2 separate regions of the Homo sapiens genome follow, and region 1 is linked to region 2. A link is a loop called in an ENCODE intact Hi-C map of the cell type or tissue named here. Cell type or tissue: mammary epithelial cell. All regions are shown on one strand. Each heading gives the region's core, and the rest is flanking DNA. Links, peaks and the distances in the headings are about the cores only.

What was found. Peaks named below come from ENCODE experiments on the same cell type or tissue, not always from the same donor. Only the 100,000 strongest peaks of a DNase experiment are listed, where the experiment ranks them.
Region 1: it touches region 2 in a loop (4-fold over the local background); 3 of 110 quality-filtered maps call a loop at or near these places.

Annotation. Positions count from the first base shown.
Region 1 is chr16:16,040,980-16,051,382 of GRCh38, forward strand. It overlaps ABCC1 (ATP binding cassette subfamily C member 1 (ABCC1 blood group)), which reads left to right. Exons shown (of 31, transcript NM_004996.4): 8 at 3,471-3,701; 9 at 4,857-5,034; 10 at 7,163-7,324. Among named protein-coding and RNA genes, the nearest start is that of ABCC1, 97 kb to the left of the region's middle. RefSeq lists a silencer at 373-667. In mammary epithelial cell, for the core only: no CTCF peak of the experiment used is centred there; a DNase peak (open chromatin) is centred at 4,552.
Region 2 is chr16:16,099,707-16,110,109 of GRCh38, forward strand. It overlaps ABCC1 (ATP binding cassette subfamily C member 1 (ABCC1 blood group)), which reads left to right. Exons shown (of 31, transcript NM_004996.4): 20 at 2,921-3,011; 21 at 7,032-7,167. Among named protein-coding and RNA genes, the nearest start is that of ABCC6, 120 kb to the right of the region's middle. RefSeq lists enhancers at 38-539, 540-1,039. In mammary epithelial cell, for the core only: no CTCF peak of the experiment used is centred there; no DNase peak of the experiment used is centred there.

The DNA.
Region 1 (10,403 bases), core at 786-8,785, 59 kb before region 2:
TGCAGTGGCACGATCTCGGCTCACTGCAACCTCCATCTCCTAGGCTGGAGTGATCCTCCCACCTCAGCTTCCCTAGTAGCTGGGACTACAGGCACGTGCCACCACACCTGGCTAATTTTTTTTTTTTTTTTTTGTAGAGATGATATCTCGCCATGTTGCCCAGGCTGTTCTCAAGCTCCTGAGCTCAAGCAGTCCACCTACCTTGGTCTCCCAAAGTGCTGGTATTACAGGCGTGAGCCACTGTGCCTGACTGGAGCCTCCATTTTTCACCCAGAGCATTTTCTGAGAATTCAGTGAGATATATGATATGATAAGCTGTGCCCTAGCCCTGAGTACATGCTGGGCAGGTTTTAATTGTACAAGTTTTATTTATTCATCTGTACACTTTGATCTTGCCAGGGAGGATGTGGTGAGAACTGGGTCTTGGGGCTTGAAAGCGGGCCACCTGAGAAGGGTCTGGCTCTGTGAGTACCTTGGTGTTTAGAGATCCTCAGCGTGGAGCCAGGGGATCATTTACTTGGGACATTGGTAGACGGATCGCTTGCTTTATTCCCAGAGGCATAAGCCAGATCTGGCACCTGTAACCCCTGTGAACCTGGAGAGAGTGAGAAGGAAAACCCTGTCCTAGGCTGGAATTTCCTGGTGTGGCCCCTTACACTCAGATCCCTTTTGTTAACCAGAGAAAGGAATGCAGCTCGTGCAGCTCTGGGCTGCTGGGTATCCTAGGCTCGGGGATCAGGTGATGGACGCCAGGGCTGGGGGCTCTGCATGGCTTCCTGGATCCTTTTACCACCTCTCTTCACCCATGAGTGACTCCTTCTCAAAAGTCAGGTGTGGCTGGGCATGGTGGCTCATGCCTGTAATTGCAGTACGTTGGGAGGCTGAGGCGGGAGGCTCACCTGAGTTCATGAGTTCGAGACCAGCCTGGCCAACATGGTGAATCCCTGTCTCTGCTAAAAATACAAAAATTAGCCGGGTGTGGTGGCGCTCACCTGTAATCCAGCTACAGGGGGGCTGAAGCATGAGAATTGCTTGAATTGTTTGGATTTAAAAACCCAGTGCTTCATTGGTTTGTGTGTAGTGGTTTTATGTTCTCTTTTGTGTATGGCCACTCAGAGCTTAGGGCCATTTTGGACTGTGGTTTCTGCTGGCATGAATGTGAAATGCTTCTGTGACTCTGGAAGAGTTTGGCAGTTTTTTTTTTTTTTTTTTTTAAGTTAGACACAGTGAACATACCACCAGTCACCCCCTTCCCAGGCATCCAGCCAACAGAGCTGAGAACATATGTTCATAAAAGGCTGGTACAGGAATGTTCTTAGCTACTTTGTGATAACCCAAACTGGAGGTAAGCCAGACATCTATTAGCAAGTGAACAGACAGATGCACCAGTTATGTACATCTGCACAACTGAATACTAAGTGATGTACAAGAACGAACTATTGGCCGGGCACAGTGGCTCATGCCCATAATCTCAGCACTTTGGGGGCCCAAGGCAGGCAGATCACTTGAGGTCAGGAGTTCAAGACCAGCTTGGCTAACATGGTGAAACCCTGTCTCTACTAAAAACATAAAAATTAGCTGGGTGTGGTAGCGCACACCTGTAATCCCAGCTACTCGGGAGGCTGAGGCAGGAGAATCGCTTGAACGCAGGAGGCGGAGGTTGCAGGGAGTCAGGATCGCACCATTGCACTCCAGCCTGTGTGATAGAGCAAGACTCCATCTCAAAAAAAAAAAAAAAAATCCCTATAAGATAAAGACTACTTTTTTGGTGACAGCTTTATTGAGATATTCATACACCGCACAATTCATGTATGCAGAACATACAATTCACTGATTTTTAGTGTGTTCACAGAGTTGTGCAGTCATCATCACAGTCAATTTTATTTATTTGCTTTTTAAGACAGAGTCTTGCTGTGGCGCTGAGGCTGGAGTGCAGTGGCACAACCTCGGCTCATTGCAACCCCCTCCTCCTCCTGAGTTCAAGCGATTCTCCTTTCTCACCCTCCCAAGTAGCTGGGATTACAGGCAACCGCCACCATGCCTGGCTAATTTTTTATATTTTTAGTAGAGACAAGGTTTTGCCATGTTGGTCAGGGTGTTCTCAAACTCCTGACCTCAAGTGATCCACCCGCCTCGACCTCCCGAAGTGCTGGCATTACAGGCATGAACCACTGCACCCAGTCAAAAAAAAAATTTTTTTTTAGAAATAGGGTCTTGCTGTGTTGCTCTGGCTGGCTGGACTGTTTTTTTTTTTTTTTTTTTTTCCACTGATGTATATATGCCTATCCCTTTACCTGTCTTGATGATTGTTGTTCTTTTTTTTGTTTTGTTTTTTTCTTTTTGAGACTGAGTCTTTTTGCCCAGGCTGGAGTGCAATGGTGTGGTCTCAGCTCACCACAACCTCCGCCTCCTGGGTTTAAGCGATTCTCCTGCCTCAGCCTCCCAAGTAGCTGGGATTATAGGTATGTGCCACCATGCCGGGCTGATTTTGTATTTTTAGTAGAGATGAGGTTTCTCCATGTTTGGTCAGGCTGGTCTTGAACCTGCCGACCTCAGGTGATCTGCCCACCTCGGCCTCCCATAGTGCTGGGATTACAGGCGTGAGCCACTGCGCCCAGCCTATTGTTGTTCTTTCTTTTTGAGATGGAGTTTTGCTCTGTCACCCAGGCTGGAGTGCAATGGCCTGATCTCCACTCACAGCAACCTCCACCTCCCAGGTTCAAGTAATTCTCCTGCCTCAGCCTCCCAAGTAGCTGGGATTACAGGCACCTGCCATCATGCCCGGCTAATTTTTGTATTTTTAGTAGAGATGGGGTTTCACTATGTTGGTCAGGCTGGTCTCAAACTCCTGACCCCAAGTGATCCAGCCACCTTGGCCTCCCAAAGTGCTGGGATTACAGGTGTGAACCACCACTCCTGGCCATGATTGTTATTTTGTATTGTTTTGAAATCAGGAAGTGTGAATCCTCCAACTTGATTCTTATTTTTCATGATTGTTTTGACTGTTCTGGATCCTTGAGTTTCCATGTGAATTTTAAAGTTAGCTCATAATTTCTACCTGGCAGCCAGCTGGGCTTTTGATGGGGATTGCCTTGACTCTAGATCAGTTTGGAGCCATCAGTTTTCTAAGTCTTTAACTTATTCAACTCGTTTAATCTTACCTACCTTGGAGGTAGGTCCTACTTTTATCCTCATTTCACAGAGGAGGAAACTGAGGCCCAGAGAGCTTAAGGACCTTGTCTGAAGTCACGCAGCTGGCCAGTGGCCAAGCCAGACCTTGAGCCGGTGGCTCTGGAGCCCGTGGCTCTGGAGCCCGTGTTTGTAACCACTGTGCTGAGCTGCCTCTTTCCCTGGGCTTGTTGTCTTTGACTCTGCCTTCCCTGAAGGGTGACATTCCCTGGCCATGTCCCTGTGGTAGGGGGCTGCATCTCTGGCAGACCCCACAACGGCTTCACCTCCTTGTGTTCCAGGCAGCCGGTGAAGGTTGTGTACTCCTCCAAGGATCCTGCCCAGCCGAAAGAGAGTTCCAAGGTGGATGCGAATGAGGAGGTGGAGGCTTTGATCGTCAAGTCCCCACAGAAGGAGTGGAACCCCTCTCTGTTTAAGGTGTTATACAAGACCTTTGGGCCCTACTTCCTCATGAGCTTCTTCTTCAAGGCCATCCACGACCTGATGATGTTTTCCGGGCCGCAGATCTTAAAGTAAGACCCCTTCCCTCCCAGGTGGGCTCCATTTTCCCTCCTTGGCTTTGATCTTTCAGTTGCATCAGTCATAACCCTGGGGTCATGCTGTGTCCTGAAGTGGGCTCATAGCCAGATGTCTCCATTTTTACTTTAGCTTTTTTGAAAAAAATAGAGACAGGGTCTTGCTTTGTTGGTCAGGCTGGTCTCGAGCTCCTGACTTCAAGCGATCCTCCTGCCTCGGCCTCCCAAAGTGCTGGGATTGCAGATGTGAGCCATGGTCACTGCCTAGCTTTACTTTATGCTTTACTTAATTACCATATTAGTGAAGACCACATCGTTTGCAAGTAACAGAAACCCACTAGGCTCCCCTAAAACCCAAATGGGGAGGATATGGCATTGTCTTGGGAAACCAAGAGCAAGGAAATGCCAGCAGATCTCATGAAAAAACTGCAACCAGGGTTGGGCGCAGTGGCTCATGCCTATAATCCCAGCACTTTGAGAGGCTGAGGTGGGAAGATCACCTGAGGTCAGGAGGTCAAGACCAGCCTGGCCAGCATGGTAAAACCATCTGCTAAAAATACAAAAATTAGCCGGGCGTGGTGGTGCACGCCTGTAATCCCAGCTACTCAGGAGGCTGAGGCATAAAAATTGCTTGAACCCAGGAGGCAGAGGTTACAGCAAGCTGATTGCATCACTGAACTCAAACCTTGGCGACAGAGCAAGACTTTGTCTCAAAAAAAAAAAAAAAAAAAAAAAGAATAAAAACAACAACAAAAAACTGCAACCAGGAACTGGGGAGTCAGAAAGGAAGTTGCCTCTCTCCTACCTGGCTCTCTGCTGCTCTGTGACTCAGGGGCTACACATCCCTTCTCTTTTCCTCCCTACCTCTTTACCTCGTGTTCCCTATGCAATTCCTTTGGGTGACTTGCTGGTGATGAGATATAGCTAGAGCAATTAGTGCACAACCCCAAGGCAGAGGCCTCTTTTATGAGCAGTTTGGGTCACCTGCACAGCCAGATCACCACTGTGGACTTGTTTTTCCATCTATGAAATTGAAGTGATAGTGTCTAGCTCATCTGGCTCAGGAGAAAGTTGCAGTGCCAACACTGAAGCTCTCTTCCCTGCCCCCACGTGTCACAAGTCATTCCAGGCCCTCTCTTTGCTCCTTTGCAGGTTGCTCATCAAGTTCGTGAATGACACGAAGGCCCCAGACTGGCAGGGCTACTTCTACACCGTGCTGCTGTTTGTCACTGCCTGCCTGCAGACCCTCGTGCTGCACCAGTACTTCCACATCTGCTTCGTCAGTGGCATGAGGATCAAGACCGCTGTCATTGGGGCTGTCTATCGGAAGGTAGGGGACGCTGTGCCATTGGCATGTGGCCCGACTTCCACATCCCCTCCTGCAGCCCTGGGTTACTCTGGGGCCAGCGTGGGGATTTCCAGCCCAGCTTCTGGAGCAGTAGGATGAGGGTAGCTTCCGTGACCTTAGGTGGCAGGGACAGCACGCATCAGGCATTGTACGTTAGGAAAGCTGATTTCAAGGGTGGGCGTGTAGATGTCTTTGTGTATCAGCTGTGAGTAATTGAGTTTCTTAGATGGATCAGTGGCCCTTGTTGTGGGGAAATCCAAGTTTGGATCCTCATTCTGCTGTTAACATTCTGTGTTTCAGCTTGTTGTCACTCTTTTTTTTTCGTTTTTTTGAGACCAGGTCTCACTCTCTCCCCCAGACTGGAGTGCAGTGGCATGATATTGGCTCACTGCAACTTCTGCCTCCTGAGTTCAAGCGATTCTTCTGCCTCAGCCTCCTGAGTAGCGGGGACTACAGGCGCCTGCCACCACGACCGGCTAATTTTTGTATTTTTAGTAGAGACAGGGTTTCGCCATGTTGGCCAGGCTGATCTTGAACTGCTGACCTCAGGTGATCCGCCTGCCTCAGCCTCCCAAAGTGCTGGGATTACAGGCATGAGCCACCGCGCCCAGCCTGTTGTCACTCTTAATTTGAACTGAGCAGGTGGCACATTCCTTGCATGGTAAGAGTATGTAGCAGGCATTTGTGTACATCCAATTTCAAAGGACCTAAATTACCTTCTTGATCCCTATAAATTTTTTTTTTTTTTTGTCTCGAGGTCAAGGAAACTGCTTGGCTCCTAGGTTAGGAAGAGACAGTCTTGCAGGTACTTGATGAACTAGAGGAGTGATTCTCAGGCCTGTCTGTGAATTAGACTCACCTGGGGAGCTTAAACTGATGCAGGCCAGGCACTGTAGCTCATGCCTGTAATCCCAGCAGCTTGGGAGACCAAGGTGGGGGAATCACTGGAGGCTTGGAAGTTCAATACCAGCCTGGTCAATATAGCAAGACCCTGGCTCTGCAGAAAATTTAAAAAAATTAGCCAGGTATGGTGGTGCGTACCTGTAGTCCCGTCTACTCAGGAGATTGAGTTAAAAGAATCACTTCAGCCCCGGAGTTGGAGGCTGCAGTGAGTCCTGATAGCATCCCTGCATTCCGGCCTGTGTGACAGAATGAGACCCTGTCTGAAAAAACAAAAAAACTTCCTGACACCTAGGTTGCACCAGACCAGTGAAATTGCGATTGCTGTGGTGGCACCCAGGTGTCATTGTTTTTGTTTTTTATTTATTTTTATGTTTTGAGACAGGGTCTCGCTCTGTCACCCAGGCTAGAGTGCAGTGGCATGATCTTGGCTCACTGCAGCCTCCACCTCCTGGGCTCAAACGATCCTGCCACCTCAGCCCACCACGTAGCTGGGCCCAGAGGCATGCATCACCACGCCTGCTAATGTCTTAGTGTTTTTAAAACTCACGAGGTGATAGTGTGCAATCATGTTTGAGGGCTAGGGACATTTTCCCCCACCAGGGCACGTTTGGCAATATCTGGGGGCATTTTCGGTTGTCCCAACTGGGGGCGAGGGCATGTAGTGGGTCGAGGCCAGGTATTGCTGCTAAAACTCCTACAGTGCGCAGGACAGCCCCCCAAAGAATTATCTGGCTCCAGATGTCAAGAATGCCAAGGATTAGAGACCCTGGCCCACACCCTCAGTCCTTCAGTGGGATCTGGGACCAGTAGCACTGACACAGCCTGGAAGCGTAGAAATGCAGAATCCCAGGCCACACCCCAGACTTGCAGAATCCAAAACAACTCCCCCCACCCCCCACCACTCCCCCCAGAAAAACCCGGCCGCATGTGTGCACATTAAAGCATGCGAAGCCCTGGTTTCGAGGACACCTAGGGTCCCTTGCCAACTGATGAGTTCAAGGTTGGGAGGCACTGAGCACCGCGGATAAGAATGTGGGCTTTGAGATGACACAGGCGTCCTGGGCAGACAGATAGGTCGGGAGGGGAGGAGGAGAGATCTGCGGCATTTCTGCCCCTGAGAGTCTCCTTCCTCTCCGTGGGTCTGGAGGGAGAGTCAGGCCTCTTCAGCTGCCACACTCACCCACCTTCCCTCTCCTTTGTCCCACAGGCCCTGGTGATCACCAATTCAGCCAGAAAATCCTCCACGGTCGGGGAGATTGTCAACCTCATGTCTGTGGACGCTCAGAGGTTCATGGACTTGGCCACGTACATTAACATGATCTGGTCAGCCCCCCTGCAAGTCATCCTTGCTCTCTACCTCCTGTGGCTGGTGTGTGTTTAACGCCGTTTCCCTTTGCATGCAGGGAGGGACTTCTACGTGTGGGCAGTGGGCCGAGGGAGTGGGTGTTGATGGTAATGGCATGTAGAGCTCCCTGGCAGTTCCGGCTGTGGTTCATATTTTATTTTCCAGCCTGTTAACCAATTCCTCAGTATTTTGTTCCTTTCCTGAATTGTCAGGTTGATGTTCTCCTTGGTGGCATGGCGTTTTCATTTTCTCTTTTCCTTGACAGTGTCAGTAATTAACTACCCTACAATGGACGACACATCATATTTCTCCCCTTGAATCCTCCCAAACGCTAACCAGACTCACTTATTCATTAGTCCCTAATTATGGTGGTCAAAATTCTCTCAATTGCAAGGGATATAAATCTGTCTTAAAGTAGCCTAAGTGGCCGGTTGCAGAGGCTCACGCCTGTAATCCCAGCACTTTGGGAGGCCGAGGCGGGCAGATCACCTGAGATCAGGAGTTCGAGACCAGCCTCAACGTGGAGAAACCCCGTCTCTACTAAAAATACAAAATGAGCTGGGCGTGGTGGTGTATGCCTGTAATGCCAGCTACCTGGGAGGCTGAGACAGGAGAATTGCTTGAACCTGGAAGGCGGAGGTTGCGGTGAGCCGAGATTGGGCCATTGCACTCCAGCCTGGGCAACAAGAGTGAAACTCCAATTCCAAAAAAAAAAAAAAGTAGCCTAAGTAAATAGAGGGAACTTTGGGGCTGCATGTATCTCAGAAATCTGGGGACTAGCTTCAGGTGTGGATTGATCCAGGAGATCAAGCAATGTTGTCAGTACTCAGTTTCACCCACTGCCCTGTTGTCCTCTGAGTTAACATCATTCTCAGTGGTACTTCCCTACATGGCTCCGTAGCTTTGGGCTGATAACATCCTGATAGATAAAGGTGCCAGAGAAAAGACAAGGCAGCATTTCTCTGCACAGCCAGAGTCAGTCTCAGAGAGCACTCTGATTAGCCTGGCTTGGTCCTATTCACACCCGTGAACCAATCACTGTGGCCCAGGAGGCAGAGTTCTCTCATTGGCCAGCCTGGGTCACATGTCCTCTCCCATGGCAGAAGAGATGTGATTGACAGCCCTTCCATGTGGAGAGGGAGAGTTCCCAAAATAAAATGATAAGCAAAGAGGCTCATAGCACAACACATGCCTTGTGCTTTGCTACCTCTGGATCTTTGCCACGTACCTTTCCTTCCTTCTTCCTAATTGATGAAAGCCTGCTCATCCCCCAAGGCTGTAACAAACACTACTTCCATTGATTTACCCTCCCTTCTCAATTAGATGGACTTCTTCTTTTGAATTTTGAGTCCCAATAACTTTAGTATAGGAACTCATCTAATAATACTTTCTGAAATAGTTTTTTTTGTTTTGTTTTTGTTTTGACATGGAGTCGCGCTCTGTTGCCCAGGCTGGAGTGTGGTGTGCCATCTTGGCTCGCTGCAACCTCTGCCTCCCAGCTTCAAGCAATTCTCCTACCTCAGTCTCCCGAGTAGCTGGGACTACAGGCTTACACCACCACGCCCATTAAATTTTCTTTTTTTTTTGTATTTTTAGTAGAGACAGTGTTTGATCATGTTGGCTAGGCTGATCTTGAACTCCTGGCCTCAGGTGATCTACCCTCTGTGGTCTCCCAAAGTGTTGGAATTACAGGCGTGAGCCACCGTGCCCAGCCCACTCCCTGAAATAGTTTTGTTTTGTTTTTTTTGCATGCTCAGTGTACTGCCTCCTCTTTGAAGGGTAACATGTTAGCTACTTGCAGACATATAGCAGCTGACTTTTGTGTCTTCTGTGGGTACAACCCCAGCAGGGCCTGATGCATAATGGGCACAGCTCAAATTATTATCTGTTATTGAAAGAGAAGGGCTGGACGAAATGGCTCATGCTTGTGATCTGAACACTTTGGGAGGCCAAGGCGGGTGGATCATCTGAGGCCAGGAGAGCAGCCTGGCCAACATGGCAAAACCCCGTCTCTACTAAAAATATAAACATTAGTCAGGCATGGTGGTGTATGCCTATAATCTCAACTACTTGGGTGGCTGAGGCAGGAGAATGGCCTGAATCCGGGAGGCGGAGGTTGTATTGAGCTGAGTTTGTACCACTGCATACCAGCTTGGGCAACAGAGCGAGACTCTGTCTCAAAAAAAAGAAAAAGGAAGAAGAAAAAATTACTGGTTTATTTGGCTGTAGTTTGGTTTTTTTTTGTACATTTGTAGAGCAGAAGGTGAGTAAAGTGTTTCTAATAATAAAACTCAGAAAAAACACCAGAATTTAATTGTCTAATAGGCTGGGTACAGATATAGGTGGCATGCGCCTGTAATCCCTGCACTTTGGGAGGCTGAGGTGGAAGGATTGCTTGAAGCCAGGAGTTTGAGACCAGCCTGGGCAACATAGTGAGACCCTGTCTCTACAAAAAAAAAAAAAAAAAAAAAAAATTAGCTGGGCATGGTGGTGCCTACCTGTGGTCCCAGCTACCGTGGAGGCTGAGGCAGGAGGATTGCTTGAGCCTAGGAGTGCAGAGGCTGCAGTAAGCTAGGATCACACCACTGCACTCCTACCTGGGTGACAAGGCAAGACCCTGTCTCTAGAAGAAAAAAAAAATCTAAATAAAGTGTCTTTTCAAGCAGGTGTCTTGGGGAGTCCACTTTTGTAAAAGTGCTACTATGGGAAAAATATTTTTGGAACATTTGTTCTAGAACTGCCTTCAGGATTGGTTTATGAACCGTTAAGAAAATTGTCTAACATCACGTTTTGTTTTAGATGGTAGTTGCTTGAGCTCAGCACTGTTGACACTTGGGGCCAGACAGTTCTTTGTTGTGGGGGCTGTCTTTTTTTTTTGTTCTTGTTATTGTTTTTTTTGTTTTTTTAAGGGACAGAGTCTTGCTCTGTTGCCCAGGCTGGAGTGCAGTGGTGCGATCATAGCTCACTGCAGCCTTGAATTCTTGGCCTCAAGCAGTCTTCCCACTTTGTCATCTCATCTAGCTGGGGACTACAGGTGCACGCCACCATGCCTGGCTAAGTTATTTATTTTTTTGTAGAAATGGGGGTCTTGCTGTGTTGCCCA
Region 2 (10,403 bases), core at 1,247-9,246:
CCACCTTGGCTGGGGGAATCTGAGGCACCCTGATTGACAGGCCCACCAAGGCTGTAGGAAGAGGGAGAGCTGATCCCTTCAAAAAGCCAACAGGGGGCCAGGCACAGTGGCTCACACCTGTAATCCCAGCACTCTGGGAGGCCGAGGTGGGTGGATCACCTGAGGTCAGGGGTTTGAGACCAGCCTGGCCAACATGGTGAAACCCCGTCTCTACTAGAAATACAAAAGAATTAGCCAGGCACGGTGGTGCATGCCTGTAATCCCAGCTTCCTGGGAGGCTGAGGTGGGAGGATCGATTGAACCCAAGAGGCAGAGGTTGCAGTGAGCCAAGATGGCACCAGTGCAATCCAGCCTGGGCGACAGAGAAGACCTTGTCTCAAGACAAGGAAAAAAAAAAATGCTGAGAGGATGGTGGACTAACTGATGTTCAGATTCCTCCTCTTAGGCGCTTGGTCCTCCTCCGTGCAGAGTGGAATTTTCCAGCTGCCCAGTTCGACCTGTGGGCTAATTGGTGGGTTGAGAGGGTAAGACAGCCTTAGCGAGCACTGCATGCCTGCAGAAGCTCCCAGCTGACCATGGTGGCTGCGCTCAGTGACGAACAGGAGAAGTGAAGGCTGAGGCTTATAGGAGGGTGGCCTGAGGCTGCTGGTAGGAGAGCGGGGGGGCTCTCTGCGGCATGCAGCCTCCAGATGGGGGTCCCTGGGAGTGTTCTGGAACATTCTCATCCCTGCACAGAGAAAGATGGTTAAGGGCATGGCTGGTTCCCAGTGTCACACATGTGTGTGAGGACAGGCTGCATGGGAAGTCCTGCTTGGTATCATTCTTCCTTCCTGGGTGATGTGGCTATTTGTGTTTTGTTTGTTTTTTAAGTTAGTGTTTAGTTAGTTTAGACAAAACAAAACAGATGCTGACATTAAAGGGAATGTTTAAAGCAGAGTTTCTCAGTTCCTGGCTGTGCCTAGAATTCTCTGTAGAACCTGTTTAAAAATGTATTTAGTAATAAGCAACACGGGGGTCGCCATCACTGAACACTTGCTGTGCCAGGCACTGCGTGCAGTCTCGTTTCACCCTCTCGCAAATGAAGGTTGGGTCTGCTGTTCCTGTTTTGCAGATGTGGAAGATGAGGCTCAGACAGATTTATCATTTCCCCAAGGGGCACAGCCAGGAAGTGAGAGAACACTTCCCACATATCACAGTTCCTGGAGCTCTAATCGAGACTCATAGCAGGGACTGGGCTGGACACGAGGGCACCTGCTCAGTTTTTAATTTTAATTTTTTGGTTTATTTTCTTTTATTCGTGTTTTTTAGATTTTTTTTTTATTTTTATTTTTTATTTTTATTTTTAGACAGAGTCTCGCTCTGTCACCCAGGCTGGAGTGTGGTAGCATGATTTCAGCTCACTGCAACCTCCGCCTCCCGGGTTCAAGCAATTCTAGAGCCTCAGCCTCCCGAGTAGGTGGGATTACAGGCATGCACCACCACGCCCAGCTAATTTTTGTATTTTTAGAATAGAGTTGGGGTTTTTCCATGTTGGCCAGGCTGGTCTTGAACTCCTGGCCTCAAGCGATCTGCCCGCCTCGGCCTTGAAAGTGCTGGGGATTACAGGTGTGAGCCACCGTGCCCGGCGGCCACCTGCTCATTTATAAAGCCCCCCGTGACTCATTTACAACCAAGACTGAGAATTCCTGGCATGGAGTGCCTCCCTCTGTCCAGGAATGATCTGCAGCCCCCTCTTCCCTTCCAGGTGTGTCTGTGTCTCCCTGTGGCTGTTTCTGCAAGATTTTGCATTTTTGAGCTCTGCTTTTATTCATGTCATCACCCGAGCATGTTCCCAGGGTCACCCTGACCATGCTGCTGGCTGCGTATTTATCCCTTTTGTATCTTCTGTCCTGGGTCCTCTCCCACCTTCTCTGGGGTCAGCCCTGTGGTGCCTTACATTGTGCTGCTTTCTCTCCTGGCACCAAAGAATGAGGCAGTCAGTGCGGAGTGGGGGCAGTAGTCATCATCATCACTGAGTTATTGTGAACCGGGAAAGAGATATGATCTGTGTTGACACGACACACGGTGCCCAAGTGCACTTGATAAATGTTGGCTGTCATTGTCATTGTTGATGTTCCGGTGATTATTGTTGATGCTGGGTGGATTCTTCCTGGGATCAGGGCAGATATCCAGCTGCTGTGTCCCTTGGTGTCCTTATCAGTGTCCTTCCTAATTCTGCAACCAAGGCATCTGCCAGGGCTGGGGTCTCATCTGAAGACTCAATCAGGGAAGGGTCCACTTTGAAGCTCACCTGGTTGTTGGCAGAACTTGGTTCCCCAGTTCAAATGTTGAAATACTTTATTACTGTGGAAACAGCCACTGCCCCAGGTACCTTTTACCCTGAACTCTTGGGACCTCTCTGTGGTCTAGGAACTGAAGGGTTAACTCCTGGCACTACAGGGGTCTCCGGGCCTCTGCCTGTTGGCTGATGGCCTTGTCAAATTGGTTATCTATTTTGAATATCACTTCTTCTTTCAATGCTTGGGAATCACGGGGCTATGCCCTTTCCCTCATGCGTTTCCTTGCATCCTGGTCCTAGGAAGTGAGCTTAACATAGCAGGGCTACTGTTTTCTGGGCTGGGTTTTACCCATTGCTGCTGGCACAGGATGCTGGCTCAGGCCCAGTGCCCTCAGTGGATGGAGCCTTCTGCACAGTTGCAAAGCACTGTCCCTACCCCAAGGGACTGAGCTCCAGATACCACCTGCCCCACAACCAGACAGCCTGTTCATGGCCTCTGCAGAGCAGGTCTCCTACTTTCTGATCATCCTGGCGGCCAGGTGCTCTGTGGTCTCCTCACTGAAGTGGCCGGTTTTTGTTGCCCTTGGTTTTAGCATCTGCCTCATATAACCCCACTTGCCCCCTTTGTCTCTCTTCTGCCAGGGGTCACGGGCGTCAGCGGTCCAGGGAAGGAAGCAAAGCAAATGGAGAATGGCATGCTGGTGACGGACAGTGCAGGGAAGCAACTGCAGAGGTAAGGGCGGGGAGGAAGGCCCCAACCTAAGGACCCTGCCCTGCCAGTGGGAGGACAAGAGGAGGAACAAAAAAAGGCCTCAGCCCCCTGAGGTCCTGGAAGGCCTGGGCTTTTACCTTCCCTCCCAAATCCTCCAAGGACCTTGCTTTTCAGAGTACAGAGGCCCAAAGAAGGAATGTGGCACTCTTTTTGCCAGGTGGCACAACTCACACAGGCCTCATGATTTAACCAGCTGTCCACGCTTCTGACACTCGGGCTCCCTACATGGTGTGGGTCTTTGCTCAGGTCTCTTGGCGGGGCCTGGAAGGTTCAGGCTTTGTGAAGCAGCATTTGATTTAAAACTGTCTCAAGGCCAGGTGTGGTGGCTCCTGCTTGTAATCTCAGCACTTTGGGAGGTTGAGGCAGGAGGATCGCTTGAGGCCAGGAGTTTGAGACCACAGTGGGTAACATAGCAAGACCTCATCTCTACAAAAAAGGAAGTATGCTCGTGTTTGATTATAGAGGGCTTCCTTAGATCCCTGGGGATTTATAGCGTATGCAGTATATTAACCATCCTAGCTTTTAAAAAACTGGCTAAGTCGGCCAGGCAGGGTGGCTCATGCCTATAATCCCAGCACTTCGGGAGGCTGAGGCGGGCGGATCACCTGAGGACAGGAGTTGAAGACCAGCCTGGCCAACATGATGAAACCCTGTCTCTACTAAAGATACAAAAATTAGCCAGGCATGGTGGCAGGCGCCTGTAGTCCCAGCTACTCGGGAGGCTGAGGCACGAGAATCGCTTGAACCCAGGAGGTGGAGGTTGCAGTGAGCCGAGATTGCGCCATGGCACTCCAGCCTGGGTGACAGAGCGAGACTCCATCTCAAAAAACAAAAACAAAACAAAACAGCAGCAGCAGCAGAAAACAGTAAAACAACAACAAAAATTGACAAAGTCGGAGCCTAAACGTATCAGACCGCGGAGATCTGAGAAAGGATCCCGGACCTGCAGTTGCTACAGGGGTCAGGAGAGAGCAAAGACCATGCGGCATAGCACGGTGCCTGGAACAGACAAACACTTCGTAGATGTCGCTTTTGCCATGGTTATCATCCGGACATGGTTATGGTCCGGAATTGGTGGGTCTTGGTCTCACTGACTTCAAGAATGAAGCCGCAGACCCTCACGGTGAGTGTTACAGTTCTTAAAGGTGGCACGTCTGGGGTTTGTTCCTTCTGCTGTTCGGATGTGTTCGGAGTTTCTTCCTTCTGGTGGGTTCGTGGTCTCGCTGGCCTCAGGAGTGAAGCTGCAGACCTTCGCGGTAAGTGTTACAGCTCTTAAGGTGGCGTGTCTGGAGTCGTTCGTTCCTCCCGCTGGGTTTGTGCTCTGGCTGGCTTCAGGAGTGAAGCTGTAGACCTTGATGGTGAGTGTTACAGCTCACAAAGGCAATGTGGACCCAAACACTGAGCAGCAGAAAGATTTATCGCAAAGAGTGAAACAATAAAGCTTCCACAGTTTGGAAGGGTACCCCAGTAGGTGGCCACTGCTGGCTCTGGCAGCCAGCTTTTATTCTCTTATCTGGCCCTACCCACATCCTGCTGATTGGTCCATTTTACAGAGAGCCGATTGGTCTGTTTTTACAGAGTGTTGATTGGTCCGTTTTGACAGGGTGCTGATTGGTGTGTTTACAACCCCTGAGCTAGATACGTAAGTTCCCCACATCCCCACTAGATTAGCTAGATATAGAGTGTTGATTGGTGCATTCACAAACCCTGAGCTAGACACAGGGTGCTGATTGGTGTGTTTACAAACCTTGAGCTAGATACAGAGTGCTGATTGGTGTATTTACAATCCCTTAGCTAGACATAAAGGGCCTCCAAGTCAGCACCAGACTCAGGAGCCCAGCTGGCTTCACCAGGTGGATGCCACACTGGGGCTGCAGGTGGAGCTGCCTGCCAGTCCCGTGCCGTGCGCCCTCACTCCTCAGCCCTTGGGCGGTGGAAGGGACTGGGCGCCATGGAGCAGGGGCGGCACTCGTCCGGGAGGCTCGGGCCGCGCAGGAGCCCATAGCGGGGAGGTGGGGAGGCTCAGGCATGGCAGGCTGCAGGTCCCGAGCCCTGCCCCGCGGGGAGGCAGCTAAAGCCCGGTGAGAAATCAAGTGCAGCAGCTGCTGGCCCAGGTGCTAAGCCCCTCACTACCCGGGCTGGCGGGGCTGCCCGGCAGCTCTGAGTGCGGGGTCCACCGAGCCGACGCCCACCCAGAACTAGCGCTGGCCCGCAAGCGCCCTGTGCAGCTCCGGTTCCCTCCCGTTCCTCTCCCTCCACACCTCCCCGCAAGCTGAGGGAGCCGGCTCCAGCCTTGGCCAGCCCAGAAAGGGGCTCCCACAGTGCAGCGGCGGGCTGAAGGGCTCCTCAAGCGCTGCCAGAGTGGGTGCCAAGGCCGAGGAGGCACAGAGAGCGAGCGAGGGCTGCGAGGGCTGCCAGCACGCTGTCACTTCTCAATCTTACACAGCCTAAATTCTAGTGGGAGACTCCAGACAGTGCATGAGTGTAGAAGGATGTAAGATTTTCTGTCGAGGTGTGTGGATGTGTGAAGTCCTAGGTCATGAAGCAGGAAGCCCCAGCTCCCCATTTGAATTCTAGATTCCATCCAGAGTTGGTTCCAGTTGCTCCCTCTGCCACTCCCTGAAAACTCACTCTTGCTTTCAGATTTGAGGGCCACTTCCACCTCACTAGGCCTTAACTAAAGACCTTTGCACAGATCTCATGGGTAAGGAAAGTTTACCCAATCCCAGGCGCTAATTCAAAGAGGGGAGGTGGTGGAGGTTTATTCGGCCTTCAGGAAGTGTTTTCAGGGGACACAGTTCTGGGGGTGCAGGGATGACTCATATGGGGCTCTTGACCTCAGTTAGCTTATAATCTTGTGCAGGAGATAAGTGGGTAGAGGAAAGTATAGAAATTTCCACGGCAGTGAGCCGCAGCTGTGTTTTGCATGGTCTCCATAATTTCTTTTCTTTTCTTTTCTTTTTTTTTTTTTTTTGACATGAGTCTCCCTCTGTCGCCCAGGCTGGAGTGCAGTGTGCAGTGGCGCGATGTCAGCCACTGAACGGAAAACTGTGGGCGACGCAATCTGTGATCATCTCTGGGGGTCTGCATAAAGCTCATGACCACTGATGTGCGAAAAGTGCTTTTTTTTTTTTTTTTGAGACAGGGTCTTACTCAGTCGCTGAGGCTGGAGTGCAGTGGTGCAATCACGGCTCACTGCAATTTCTGCCTCTGGGATTCAAGCGATTCTCCTGCCTCAACCTCCCAAGTAGTTGGGACTGCAGGTGCACGGTACCACGCCTGGCTAATTTTTGTATTTTTAGTAGAGACGGGGTTTCACCGTGTTGGCCAGGCTAGTCTTGAACTCCTGGCCTCAAGTGATCCGCCCACCTCGGCCTCCCAAAGTGCTGGGATTACAGGTGTGAGCCACTGCACCTGGCCAAATAATGCTTTCTGAGTAACACGCTTGCATGAAGGAGCAGTCAGGCAAGATCCCACCCCAGTGCCCACCACATTTGTAAAACAAGAAAATCGAACTAGCTGGGTACTTTGCCCTATGTTTTTCATCATATGTTACATTTTGAATCTTTTTCATGTTTGAAAAATGATCTACGATGTGCCCTTTCTGTTATATCTTTTATTGGCTTTTTTTTTTTTGAGATGAATTCTAATTGATCTCAGAAAAAAAAAAAAAAAGCACGCACTTTTTATATACCAGTTGTCATGGGCTTTTTGCAGGCCCCCAGAGATCATCACAGATTGCGTTTCCCATGGGTCTCATTCCTGCCTGAGACACTGCCTTTCTCTGGGTACCTATAAACCTGGAGAGTGACATGGTGGGGTGTGGTGCATATATTCATATATATGTTTACATGTGTGCATGTGGAAACACTCCGTCTCTTATGCCATGGTTCAGACCCACAATAGCAGTCCCAGCAGGGAGCCCTCCGACCCTGCCCAAGGCATCTGTACGGTTGACACCCTTGTGCTTTGCTTCTCCAGACAGCTCAGCAGCTCCTCCTCCTATAGTGGGGACATCAGCAGGCACCACAACAGCACCGCAGAACTGCAGAAAGCTGAGGCCAAGAAGGAGGAGACCTGGAAGCTGATGGAGGCTGACAAGGCGCAGACAGGGCAGGTGAGATTCGCTCCTTAAGTGATGACAGTGGCTGGAGTTTATAGAGCGCCCACTGTGCACTGGGCACTGTGCAAAGTGCCTTGTCTATGTTAACTCACCTGTCCATCACAACACACCTGTGAAGATACTATTTGCAGCACCAGAAACTGAGGCCAGAGAGGCTAAGTGACTTACTCACGGTCACCCCTGGTCAGCGGCAGAACTGGGATTTGAACCCTGGCCAACTCCAGGGTTAGTACTTGTAGTCTCTGCTCTATTGACTGCCTGAGCAGCTCAGGGGGGTCTCATTCGCTAGAGGTGAGCTGGATGCTTTAAATCAGGGCTTCCTGCAACGTGGGGTTCAGTTGTGCATGAGATGGTGTCCGGTTGTGCACAGACGCATTAAATGACAGAGGAATGTTTGTTTCATTTCTTTTTTTAATTTTTATTTTTTTGAGATGGAGTCTCACTCTGTCACCAAGGCTGGAGTGCAGTGGTGCGATCTCGGCTCACTACAACCTCTGCCTCCTGGGTTCAAGCAGTTTTCCTGCCTCAGCCTCCTGAGTAGCTGGGATTACAGAAACTTGCTACCTTGCCCAGCTAATTTTTGTATTTTTAGTAGAGACAGGGTTTCACCATGTTGGCCAGGCTGGTCTTGAACTCCTGACCTCAGGTGATCCACCCACCTTGGCCTCCCAAAATGCTGGGATTACAGGGGTGAGCACCGCGTCCTGCCTGTTTTTCATTTCTCATTTGGTCCTAATGATTACGTCCCTGAGAAAGTCCCAGTTGGGTCCTACCCTGCCTTCTCAACCTATCAACCACTATCCTCTCTTTGTAACAAGGAGACCGGGTTTTGAGCTCCTGTTTTATTGTTTTTAAAGATCGTCTATTTTGGGCAAGTGTTAATAATTCTCCATTTATGGTGGTGATCCAAAGTTTATTTTTAAAAATAAATGTGGTTTTTTTTGTTTTTGTTTTTAAAGGGAATGGAATTTTTAAAGTAGGTAAAAAATAAGCATGCAGATAAAGAAAAACAAAAAAAAAAACATGAAAGGTGGTAGCCGGGGAGTGGGGCTGGGGCACTTTCTCTTAGATCTGCCCGGATGTGTCCAGAGCTTCCGAGGACTGTCTGTTCCTGGCTTCTTCCTTAACTTGTCATCAGAGTCAGGACCGTAACAAGGGGCAGAGGTGACTCTGGTGTCCTCTCTCGCCTTACCCTTAGTGACCCTCCAGGAAGCCAGAGAAGTTACCCCAAATCGCAGGACATGGGAAGGAAGGGCCAGAGATGCCAGGCCCATTTAATCCTCATTTAACTCCAATTTTATATTCAAGGAACATCAAAGCCAGGGGGCTTGTTACTTGTCAAAGTTGGACCCAGAGTGGAGCCAGGCACAACACGCTTATCGTTTCTTTGTGTCTTTTTTTTTTTTTTTTTTTTTTTTGAGACGAAGTCCTGCTGTGTTGCCCAGGCTGTAGTGCCGTGGCGCTCACCGCAACCTCCGCCTCCCGGGTTCAAGCAATTTACCTGCCTCAGCCTCCCGAGTAGCTGGGACTACAGGCCTGCGCCACCATGCCTAGCTAATTTTTGTATTTTCGGTAGAGATGGCGTTTCACTATGTTGGCCAGGCTGGTCTCAAACTCCTGACCTTGTGATCTGCCTGCCTCAGCCTCCCAAAGAGCTGGTGCTGGGATTATAGGCATGAGCCACTGCGCCCGGCCTTTTTTTTTTTTTTAATTTGTTTTCTTTTTTTTTTTTCTGAGACAAGGTCTGACTCTGTCACCCAGGATGGAGTGCAGTGGCACAATCATGGCTAACTGCAGCCTCCACCTCCCGGATTCAAGTGATTCTCCCACCTCAGCCTTCCAAGTAGCTGTGACTACATGTGTGCACCCCCACGCTTGACTAATTTTTTTAATTTTTTTGTGGAGATGAGGTTTCGCCCTGTCGCCCAGACTGGTCTTGAGCTCCTGGGCTCAAGTGACTGGCCCGCCTCCCAAAGTACTGGGATTACAGATGTGAGCCACCACACCTGGCCACACACTTGTCATTTCTGACCCCCGAGCCCACCACATTCCACTACTCATGAGAAAGAGGTTCCTGAACGCTGCAGGCTAATTTCAGGGACAGCAGGCAACTTGGCCGCATGACAAAGCCAAGTGGTGAAATAAACACATTCTTAATTATGACCTGTCTCCTCACCCACATTTTTCATTTTCCAGAATGGGGACTTGAAAACTCAAAAGGAAGCAGCCAGTTACACATCAGACCTGTTATCTTTCACCTGTTACCTTTCAGCTAGACCGTAGGGTCAGATGATTTTTGTTTTTTTTTCTGGTGAGGGGCAGAGCCTCACTGTGTCGCTCAGGCTGGAGTGCAGTGGTGTGACCAACGCTCACTGCAGCCTTAAGCTTCTGGGTTCAAGAGCTCCTCCTAGCTCAGCTTCCTGAGTAGCTGGGACTATAGGTGTGGACCACCACACCTAGCTAATTTTAAAATTTTTTGTAGAGACAGGGTCTTACTGTGTTTCCCAGGCTGGTCTCAAACTCCTGGGCTCAAGTCATTGTCCTGCCTTGGCCTCCCAAAGTGCTGGCATTATAGGTGTGAGCCACCGCACCCAGTCCAGATGATTTTCATGACCCAAAATTCAGCATGAAAAGCTTGAAATGACAATGAGCACAGACACGGGTAAAGATCCCTGGAATTTCTTGAAACCAAGTCAGGTGGTTTAGGTGGGGGCTGGCCTAAAGCAGATTGCCCTGTCTCTCATGTCAGGCGGCTAGACACATTTGTTTAGCCCCATGCTGGGCTCCACAGGGAATATAGGAGGGAAAGAAACTCCAACCTTCACCTCCTGGAGCGAACTGGGCACTGGGAAGATGGGTGAGATGGTATTCTGTGCTCAGAGTGAAAAGAGTTGGAGGAGGCTGGCCCAGTTGTGGTGTTGAGGTGACATTTGGCCTTGGTTGCCAGGCAACATGTCACACGTTGCTTAAAACTCATTGGTGGCTTCTGCTTTCTGTCAGTCTTGGCTAAAAGTTGGAATCCTGACCCGAGTCTCCCATGCCATGTGTGGTCTGACTGCGACCGGTTTTTCCAGCCTCTTGTTCCTTGCTGCCCCATGATCTCCTGGCTCCAGCCACCAGTGCCTTCTCTCAGTTCCCCAGATGCACTGTGTTCCCTCCTACCTCAGGGCCTTTGCACATGCTGGTTCTGCCACCTTTTTTCCATTTTCAGCTGGTTTAACTCCTTTTTT